Linked DNA regions of Homo sapiens: region 2 is linked to region 1. The links are chromatin loops, found by intact Hi-C in ENCODE. Cell type or tissue: IMR-90. All regions are shown on one strand. Links, peaks and the distances in the headings refer to the core of each region. The heading gives the core; the rest is flanking DNA. Region 1 has its middle 80 kb from the start of CD28. Region 2 has its middle 60 kb from the start of CTLA4.

Region 1 (4,399 bases), core at 302-4,301:
TTGCTGTGGCAGCCTGGAGCATGGATATTTATGTCTAACTGTAGCAGAAGATCCTGAAGGCTGTGGTCTAGCCAGAGGAAAGGTTTGCACAGATGTGCTTAGGAATATATGCTATGTATTAAAGCTATTTTTTAGTAATATCCTTATTGAGGAGTTTAGAGAGAAATTCTCAGAAATTCTCAGATAAGGGGTCTAAAAATAAGGCTCTAGAGCCTTAGAGGATTTTAAAAGCCATAGTTCTATCCTTGTCTAAATATTACTATCCCTACTGTAAATCATACCCATTCAAACTTCTCCCCATAGGAGCACCCACCTTAAGAGGAATTTATTTTTATTTATTTATACAAAGCAACACAGTAATCTCTCTTTCTCATCAACAAAAACTTCCGGCCTTATTCACAAAACTGACTTAAAAGTCACTGTAATGATGGCTTGCTTCCTTTATGGTGCCACTGGGATTTTGGAAGTACATAGCAGAGCCCAGTACGCCTGGGATTAAGGAGTGGTCCAGAGTGGTGTGCTGATAACCCCTAAGATTGGAGTGGGGGCGATGGAGGGGGACCCTGAGTATTTACTGCTAGCTATTCATTGAGAAAGTGAAGGGCAACCCTCACCTAGCAATTTCCAAGATGAACATCTTCCTTCCAAGGACACTTCATTTAATGGCACTAGAAAAGTTATAGGAAAAATGTTTTTACCTAATTTTAGAACATGCAGAAGATTTGGACAATCGTTTCCTCTCCTATAAAGGAGTTTTGCAAGCCACTTTTAACAAATTAAGTGGAGCCCAAAAATTCAGACCTTCAATTATGAGCTGTCACTAGATAGCAGGCACAAATTGGTAGCCCTTAAAGCAAAATACAGCTCACGGATGCGTTTTGTCTGGTCAGCACAGTGTCTTTACTTTTCAAAAATTTATTTAATTAAAATGTCTTTACACTGGAGTGATCCTCCCACCTCAGCCTCCCAAGTAGCTGGATCTACAGGTGCACACCACCACACACGGCTCATTTGCCTCATTTTTGTATTTTTTGTAGAGATGGGGTTCACTATATTACCTAGGCTAATCTCCTAATCCTGGGCCCAAGGGATCTGCCCACCTCGGCCTCCCAAAGTGCTGGAATTACAAGCATGAGCCACTGTGCCCAGGCTTCACAATATCTTAATTAAGGATAAAAAAATTATCTTCACTAAAATGAGGTTGGCCTTGCACTTTGGGAGGCTAGGGCAGGAGGATCATTTGAGGCCAGGATTTCGAGGCTGCAGTGAGCTAGGAGCACAACCCAGTACTCCAGCCTGGGTGACAGAGCAAGATCTTGTCTCTAAATAAATAAATAAAAGGAGGTGGGGAGGGTGGTAAGCTGGAATCTTAGTTGTTCATAACTTTAAGCCTGTCCGGAGACTTCTCCACAACCTTCAAGTACCACCTGCCTTGTCCAGCTCACCAAGAAAGTAAAGTGGCCTTTGTTGCTTTGGGTTTCACCAGAACATTTCATATTAAGTAAAATGCATGGGATTCCATTTCTTGGCCATGATAAGGGATAAAGGACAGAGTTAGACTTTGACATAAACAGGACTCACCCAGTAAGCAGCCAGTAGGAATGTTGGCAAAGTGTAATTAGCCAGCTGGTCTGTTTAAATCCACCCTCTTCTCTAAATGCCAAGTGTTGAAGAATTAAATATTTTAGCATGCCAGGCATAGTTCAAAACCGGATTTTTAAAATCCATTTTCATGTTGCCTCCTTTCTCTTTAGCCAGTTTTATGTACAAACTAGGGGTCAAGTAAGTTAATACTTCCAACAAAAGGGCACTGAAACTTTTGGTCAGAGCCAGTTGTGAAGTCAGTATAAACTTTTCCTGAACTCTTGCTCAAGAAGAAAACTTCTTGAGTCTTAATTATCTTTGAGGCTGGAATGCTCAGAGCCCATCTCACAATCTAGTCCAGCCCCTTCAGTAGGACACATATTTTTCCTTCTTGCCTGGGTTACAAAAGATATGCTGGTTATCAAAACAGACCCAAGGCATGCATGAAGCAACTGAAAACTATGGTTGCTTGATAAAGCCCAGTTCTCATCTTTTTTGCCTTTGCAAATTCCAATCTCCTGTTCTGGAGTCTGGGAGGTAAACAGTCTTCCCTGGAATTTTCATACATCCACATCCTGGGTCTCCTGCTTTGATTGGTTCAGCCTTCTCACGTGTTGTCTCCTCCTTATCTTTCTCCTTGGCTTGTTAATATGTTTACTTCAACTAAACTAAACTCAAATGTCATGGTCCTAATCAAAGCAAGAGCATTTCAACTCATTAATTTTTCCATTTGCCTTCTGATATTCAGTCTAAAATTTGCATAAGCTTAGATATTCTCGGACAAGTAACTTAGAGTAAGGGATTGCAACTATAAGGGCTTAAGTGTCTTACCACAGAAATGTTAAGGTTCTGTCCTGCCTCCCTCTCAGATTAAGCAGTGGCCAGTTCCTTTGAGATTTTAGGAAAAATTGCTCTCACAAAGGAATAGCTTATAGGAACTATTCCACCTTAGGGCATTTATTTACTGAGATATTTCCCATTTTGATGTTATTAATTACTCTTTCCAATGAGTAATAAATATTTTTTTAAATTCTGTTTTCAAAGAAAAACAACAGCATGCCTTTTGCTCTTCAAATCTCAGAGTAGTATGTTGAATATGAATATAAAATTTACCATATGGCCATATATTAGAACTTAATCTCGTTGTTGTTGTTGTTGTTGTTGTTGTTGTTGTTGTTGTTGTTGTTGTTTTGAGACAGTCTTGCCTGTCTGGAGTGCAGTGGCACGGTCTCGGCTCACTGCAACCTCCACCTTCTGGGTTCAAGCAATTCTTGTGCCTCAGCCTCCTGAGTAGCTGGGACTACAGGCATGCACAACCACGTCTGGGTAATTTTTTGTATTTTTAGTAGGGACAGGGTTTTGCTGTGTTGGCCAGGCTGGTCTTGAACTCCTTGCCTCAAGTGATCCGCCCACCTTGGCCCCTCAAAGTTCTGGGACTACAGGTGTGCGCCACAGCGCCCAACCTAGAGTTTAATCTCTGCCAAATATGCTACCAATTCTTAGAGGCTCTATTTGTCAGAAAGTAAAATGCACAATTAGAACAACTGTAGAATATAGAGTTCAATGTGTTTCCCTCACATCCTGTTATAGTACATAGAGCCAACACATTTGTTTTTCTTTTATGGTTCCTAGGAGAAAAATCCTCTGCTTTTTCCTTACACGCCTCATTTGGTGCCAAATCCCTGATGTATATGTATCTAGGGTCAGATGCTAAGCAAATATCATGGGCCAAAGACCAACACACATGTGCAGTGGTTAAACAGCCTAGGAAAAGTCTTTGGGTGGACTTCAGCAAACTGTTCTTTTCCTCCATTAAACCCAAATTCCAATCTCCCCACTCTTGGCAACATTGCCCAATTTCTGAAATTTCATTTCTTCCTTCCTTGTTTTTAGTATCCACTTGCTTGGCTCTCCAAATTCCCGCTCAGCTGCGCCTTATGGATTTCATATTGAACCAGTCTTCTGCTCCTGGTTACCCAGGACTGTGTCTCAGGTGCCCAGTCTGCCCAGTATGTGATAATGCTCTGTGAGAAAGGCAGTTTATGAGATTGTTTATAGAGTACAAACAAACAAACAAAAGTAAAACTATGCATGAAAAATAACCTAGTAGAAAATCCATCAAAATATTAATATAGTGATAGCCTCTAGAGGGTGAGACTAAGAGTATCTTTTTAGTCATCTTTCTACTTTTCCATTTTTCAAAATTATCTGTGCATCACTTTTTCTTTTTCTTTTCTTTTTTTTTTTTTTTGAGACAGAGTTTCACTCTGTCGCCCAGGCTGTAATGCTGGAATGCAATGGCACAATCTTGGCTCACTGCAACCTCCGCCTCCCAAGTTCAAGTGATTCTCCTGCTTCAGCCTCCCTAGTAGCTGGGACTACAGGCACACGCCACCACACCCAGATAATTTTTGTATTTTTAGTAGAGACAGGGTTTCACCCTGTTGGTCAGGCTGGTCTCGAACTCCTGACCTCAGGTCATCCACCCACCTCGGCCTCCCAAAGTGCTAGGATTACAGGCATGAGCCACCGTGCCCTGCCCACTTTTTCTCTTAGTAGTTTTCCTGTTTTATATATATTACTCTTTTCGTGTGAAGGACTCAAGAAACTCTTTGAAAAAGCTCACACCCAACTTTCTCAAAATTAATCTGATTCAAAGCACTTTGTGTTTCAAAGGGCAATGATATCTACAAAGAAAAATGTTATTGCATTAACACTTCCAAATATATGAACTCTAGATACAAAGGGCAAAAAGATAAACAGATTCTCCCCCAAAAAAATCAAGCCTCTGGAGAAATGATCTTATACTCGCTGC
Region 2 (4,399 bases), core at 74-4,073, 180 kb before region 1:
TTCTATCCTCTGCCTCACCCCTCCCCTCCTCTGCCAGGATCACCTCCCAGTAAACTTCTTATTTGGACCCAGAGACACTCATAAAGAAAAGATGATGTAACAAGCTGTAGGGAGAGACGCTGGGACAGAGTCTCCCTCATAGCCATTGGAAGGAACCAAACCTGCTGACACCTTGATCTCAGACTTCCAGCCTCCAGAACTGTGAAATAATCAATTTCTGTTGTTTAAGTCACTCAGTCTGTGGTACTTTGTTAGGCAGCCCTAGCAAGCTAATACAGGATAGGTATCCTGTATCCAAAATGCCTGAGACCAGAATTACTTCAGAATTCAATATTTTTTTTCAGATTTGGGGATATTCGCATTATACTTACCCATGCAGAGCATCCCTAATCCAAAAATCAGACATCCAAAATGCTCCAATGAGCATTTCCTTTGAGCATCATGTCAGCACTCAAAAAGTTCCAGATTTTGGAACTTTTTGGATTTGGGACTTTCGAATTATGGATATGCAACCTATATAGTGGGTATCTGCTAATTAGATGGAAGGTCAGGGAAGGCCTCTCTGAGGAGGTAGTATGTAAGCTGAGGCCTGACTAAAGGAAAGAGCCAGCCATGCATAAGTCTAGGGCAGACCATTTTAAACAGAAGGCACAGCAAAGGCAAAGGCCCTAAGCCGTGAATGGACTTGGAAAGTTCGGAGAACAAAAGGAAGGCCAGTGTGGCTAGAGTTAGTGAGTAAAGGGGAGAATAGTACAGGAGGAGGTTGGAGAGCTCAGCTAATGACTCAGCCATCCTTCTGGCCTCCTTATTCTCACCTCCTCCTGCTTCCACTCTGCATTTTTCTCCAAGTCCCACAATCGTTAGATATAGTTATGACAACTGTCACTGTGGAGAATAAAAAAAGGAGAGCATTAGGAATTAGGATTTTAAATGGCATTAATGATGTAGCTAAACTAGAAGACACTACTCTTAGGTTATGTGAAATATTGTGAGGTTATCTGAAATACTTGGTGGATGGCATATTTGCTTGATGAAACACTAATTTCCTGGTGGAGAACAGACCAAAAATCCCTGGGCCAGAAATCAAATACTTGTTTGCCATTTGTTCTTAGATAATAAGTCATTTACTATCTCTGTGTTTCAGTTTTCTAATCTATCAAATGATTATGAAACTAACACCGTCCCTACCCAACTTGCTATATACAAAAGAAGATTATCCTCAAAAGTATCAGAAGGGAAATAAATGAAATCAAATAGAATATTGAAAGAATACCCTATCATTAACAAATAGTATTGATCCCAGAAGTCAAAAGATAGCTTAATATTTAGATATCTATTAACATTCACTATGTTAACAGATCAAAGGAAAGAAGTTGAACAATAATCAAGAAAGATGCCCAAAAGCCACTTGAAAAAATTCAACATTATTTATGATTTTTTAAAAAAAGTTATCAAGTTAAACAATTTTTCTTTTAATTTCCGGCTTGCTCAGTTAGTAACATATCCTATGTGTTTCTTATAAGCATAGTTGTAGGGTGAAGCATTTCAAAAGCCCTTGCTTTTAATGATTTGTAATTTTTTTAAAAGCTACAAAAAATGGATTTCAGTGATAACAAGCATGAAGGAATAGAATTTCATTATTTAACATTATTTTAAAGGCTTATACTTGTTGCGCTATTTTTGTGCATGTTACTGGTCATGGCCTTAATTTACTAATGCACAGTCTTAAATCAGAAATGCCATCTCCAATAACTGTGTGAAAGATGAAAGAGCACCTGCTCCGGAAGTGGGAATGAGGTTAGCAACAGAGAGCCAGGGGCACAAAATGAATTTTGATATATCTTTTTTTTTTTTTTTAAAAGAATGGGCTGCAGACATTCCTATCTCTCTCTAACAACTCAAGCTGACTGTATCTAATTGGAACACAAAGGCCGGTCATTCAGCGCTCCCACCCCTGGCTCTTCCCACTGCTTCCACACCATGGAATGAATGCTGGCAGCCCTGAATCATTTCCAAGTCACTGGGAATGCACTGCGGTCAGCAGAGCTTGTATTTATGTCAACTTTCTTCAGCGCAAAAATGATTTGCCTGTGCTTCAAGCTATAGAATCACAGTGCATTGTTATTGAAAGGGGTCTGAGCAACTCAGTCTAGACCAGTGGTTTTCAACCCTGGCTGCACATTAGGGTAATAGGGGACTTTTGAAAAACTTGGTGATGCCCAGACGTCCCCCTCAAAGTGTCTGATTTAGTTGGTCTGGTAAAAGACCCTTTCTTTTGTATTTTCGAAAAGCTCCCCTGAGTGATTCTAACATATAATCACAATTAAAAACCACTAGTCTAGTTTTGTCTTTTCATTAAATGAGCAAATGTAGGCCCAGAGTGGCCAGCTATGTCATGGCAGATAACATCGACTTACAGTTAATTCTTGTGATAAAAAAAAAAAAAAAAAAAAAAAAAAATTTGTCCAAAACCTTTTTTCCCAAAACTTGGAAATAACGCAAAAAGATGACTTGTGTCCATCCAATCCCTTATTAAAACATTGCTTTTAGCCCATCCAAGGATCATCTGACCCTCTAGTGGAAAGTAACTTTTACCATTACTACTATTAAACATCTAGACATTTTTAAGCCTGTAAAGGATTTGATGTAACTTGTGGAAAACAAATATGATGCAAATGAGTTTTTTATCATAGAGATAAAAATTATTTCTGTTCAGCTTAGATGATAACCCCAAAGGTTATGATTTTTTGCCCTGTGGGACATTAACCAGTTTGTATGTAATTTAGCAATTTTATTCCAGCATATTTTTCCATTCTCTCTCTCCCCATCTCTCTCCCTTTCTCTCTCTCTGCCTCTCTTCCTCCTTCTAATACGTCATTTGCCTGTCCCCCCCTTCCTTTTTTTTTTTTGAGACAGAGTCTTGCTCTGTCATCCAGGCTGGAGTCCAATGGTGCCATCTCGGCTTACTGCAACCTCCACCTCCCAGGTTCAAGCGATTCTCATGCCTCAGTCTCCTGAGTAGCTGAGCTTACAGGTGTGTGCCACCACGCCTGGCTAATTTTTGTACTTGTAGTAGAGATAGGGTTTCACCATGTTGCCCAGGCTGGCCTCAAACTCCTGGGCTCAAGTGATCCACCTGCTTCGGCCTCCCAAAGTGATGGGATTACAGGCATGAGCCACTGTGCCTGGCCATTTGCCTTCTCTTTGTGTCACTTTCCTCACTGGCTTTATCATTCTTCTGATTACCTCATTAATGAGAAATGAAACTTTGACACCTACTCACTAAGGGGTTATATGAAAACTATGAGTATAAATTTATAATTGTTTTGACACTTATAGGTGATGTAAATTTTATTAAAGTGTCTTAAACCATTCAGAAAGCTTTAATTGGTCATTCAAGGTATACTTTATTTTGTTCTCTAAAAATATTACTCATCAACCACAGTCAGAAGCCATAATGTTCAAGACTTTCACTTCAGGCAAAGAGGAATACCAAAGACCTAATTGATCCTGTCTTGAAAAATGCTAAAAAGTAAATGGGCAAAATATCAGAAAGTATAGTTTTTAGACACTGAACATCAGACAGCACAGGACAGTGATCTCTAAGAGCGGGAAAGCAAATAAGGTGAGCTCTATGATTGTTCCAGCTCACAGCCTGGAAAATTTCCAAGATACCATGCAGAGAGGAGGTCTCATTTAGTTGAGAAGATGGAGCTGGGAGTCTGGAATCAGTAGTGAGAAAAATCAGCCTTATACCAAAGGCAGCTCTCATCCCACCTCACAAAGCTTAAAAGCAAACTTCAAATTGTTTTCAAGTAATGCACATGTATCTCAGAACAAACATTAAAAATATTTATGGGACTATAAAAAAAACCAATACCCAACAAGGTAAAATTTACAATATCTGGCATCCAATCCAAATTACTGGGTATGCAAAGAAACAGGAAAATATAACTCATAATGAAAAGAAAAATTGATCAGTAGAAACAGACCCAGAAATGATAAAGATGTTAGAATTAGTAGAGAAAAACATTAAGACATGTAGTTATGGTCAGGCTCAGTGGCTCACACCTATAATCCTAGCACTTTGGGAGACCAAGGTGGGCAGATAGCTTAAGCTCAGGCATTCCAGACCAGCCTGGGCAACATGGTGAAACCCCAGCTCTACAAGAAATACAAAAATTAGCCAGGTGTGGTGGCATGTTCCTATAGTCCCAGCTACTCAGGATGCTAAGGTGGGAGGATCTCTTGAGCCCAGGAGGTCAAGGGTGCAGTGAGCTGAGATCATGTCATTGTAGTTATTGTAACTATATTCCATATGTTCAAGAAGGTGGAGGAAAGATTAAGCACATTAAAAAGAGACATGAGATCTATTTAAATGACCCAAATAGAACTTCTG

Evidence for each region. A loop is a pair of places that touch in the nucleus more often than their neighbours do. Peaks named below come from ENCODE experiments on the same cell type or tissue, not always from the same donor. Only the 100,000 strongest peaks of a DNase experiment are listed, where the experiment ranks them.
Region 2: a loop joins it to region 1, with 5 times the contacts of the local background. A loop is called at or near these places in 1 of 110 quality-filtered maps.

What each region holds. Positions count from the first base shown.
Region 1 is chr2:203,624,794-203,629,192 of GRCh38, reverse strand. No RefSeq gene overlaps it. Among named protein-coding and RNA genes, the nearest start is that of CD28, 80 kb to the left of the region's middle. In IMR-90, for the core only: no CTCF peak of the experiment used is centred there; DNase peaks (open chromatin) are centred at 1,602 and 2,012; H3K27ac peaks cover 2,360 bases.
Region 2 is chr2:203,805,812-203,810,210 of GRCh38, reverse strand. No RefSeq gene overlaps it. Among named protein-coding and RNA genes, the nearest start is that of CTLA4, 60 kb to the left of the region's middle. In IMR-90, for the core only: no CTCF peak of the experiment used is centred there; DNase peaks (open chromatin) are centred at 800, 1,040 and 2,010; H3K27ac peaks cover 713 bases.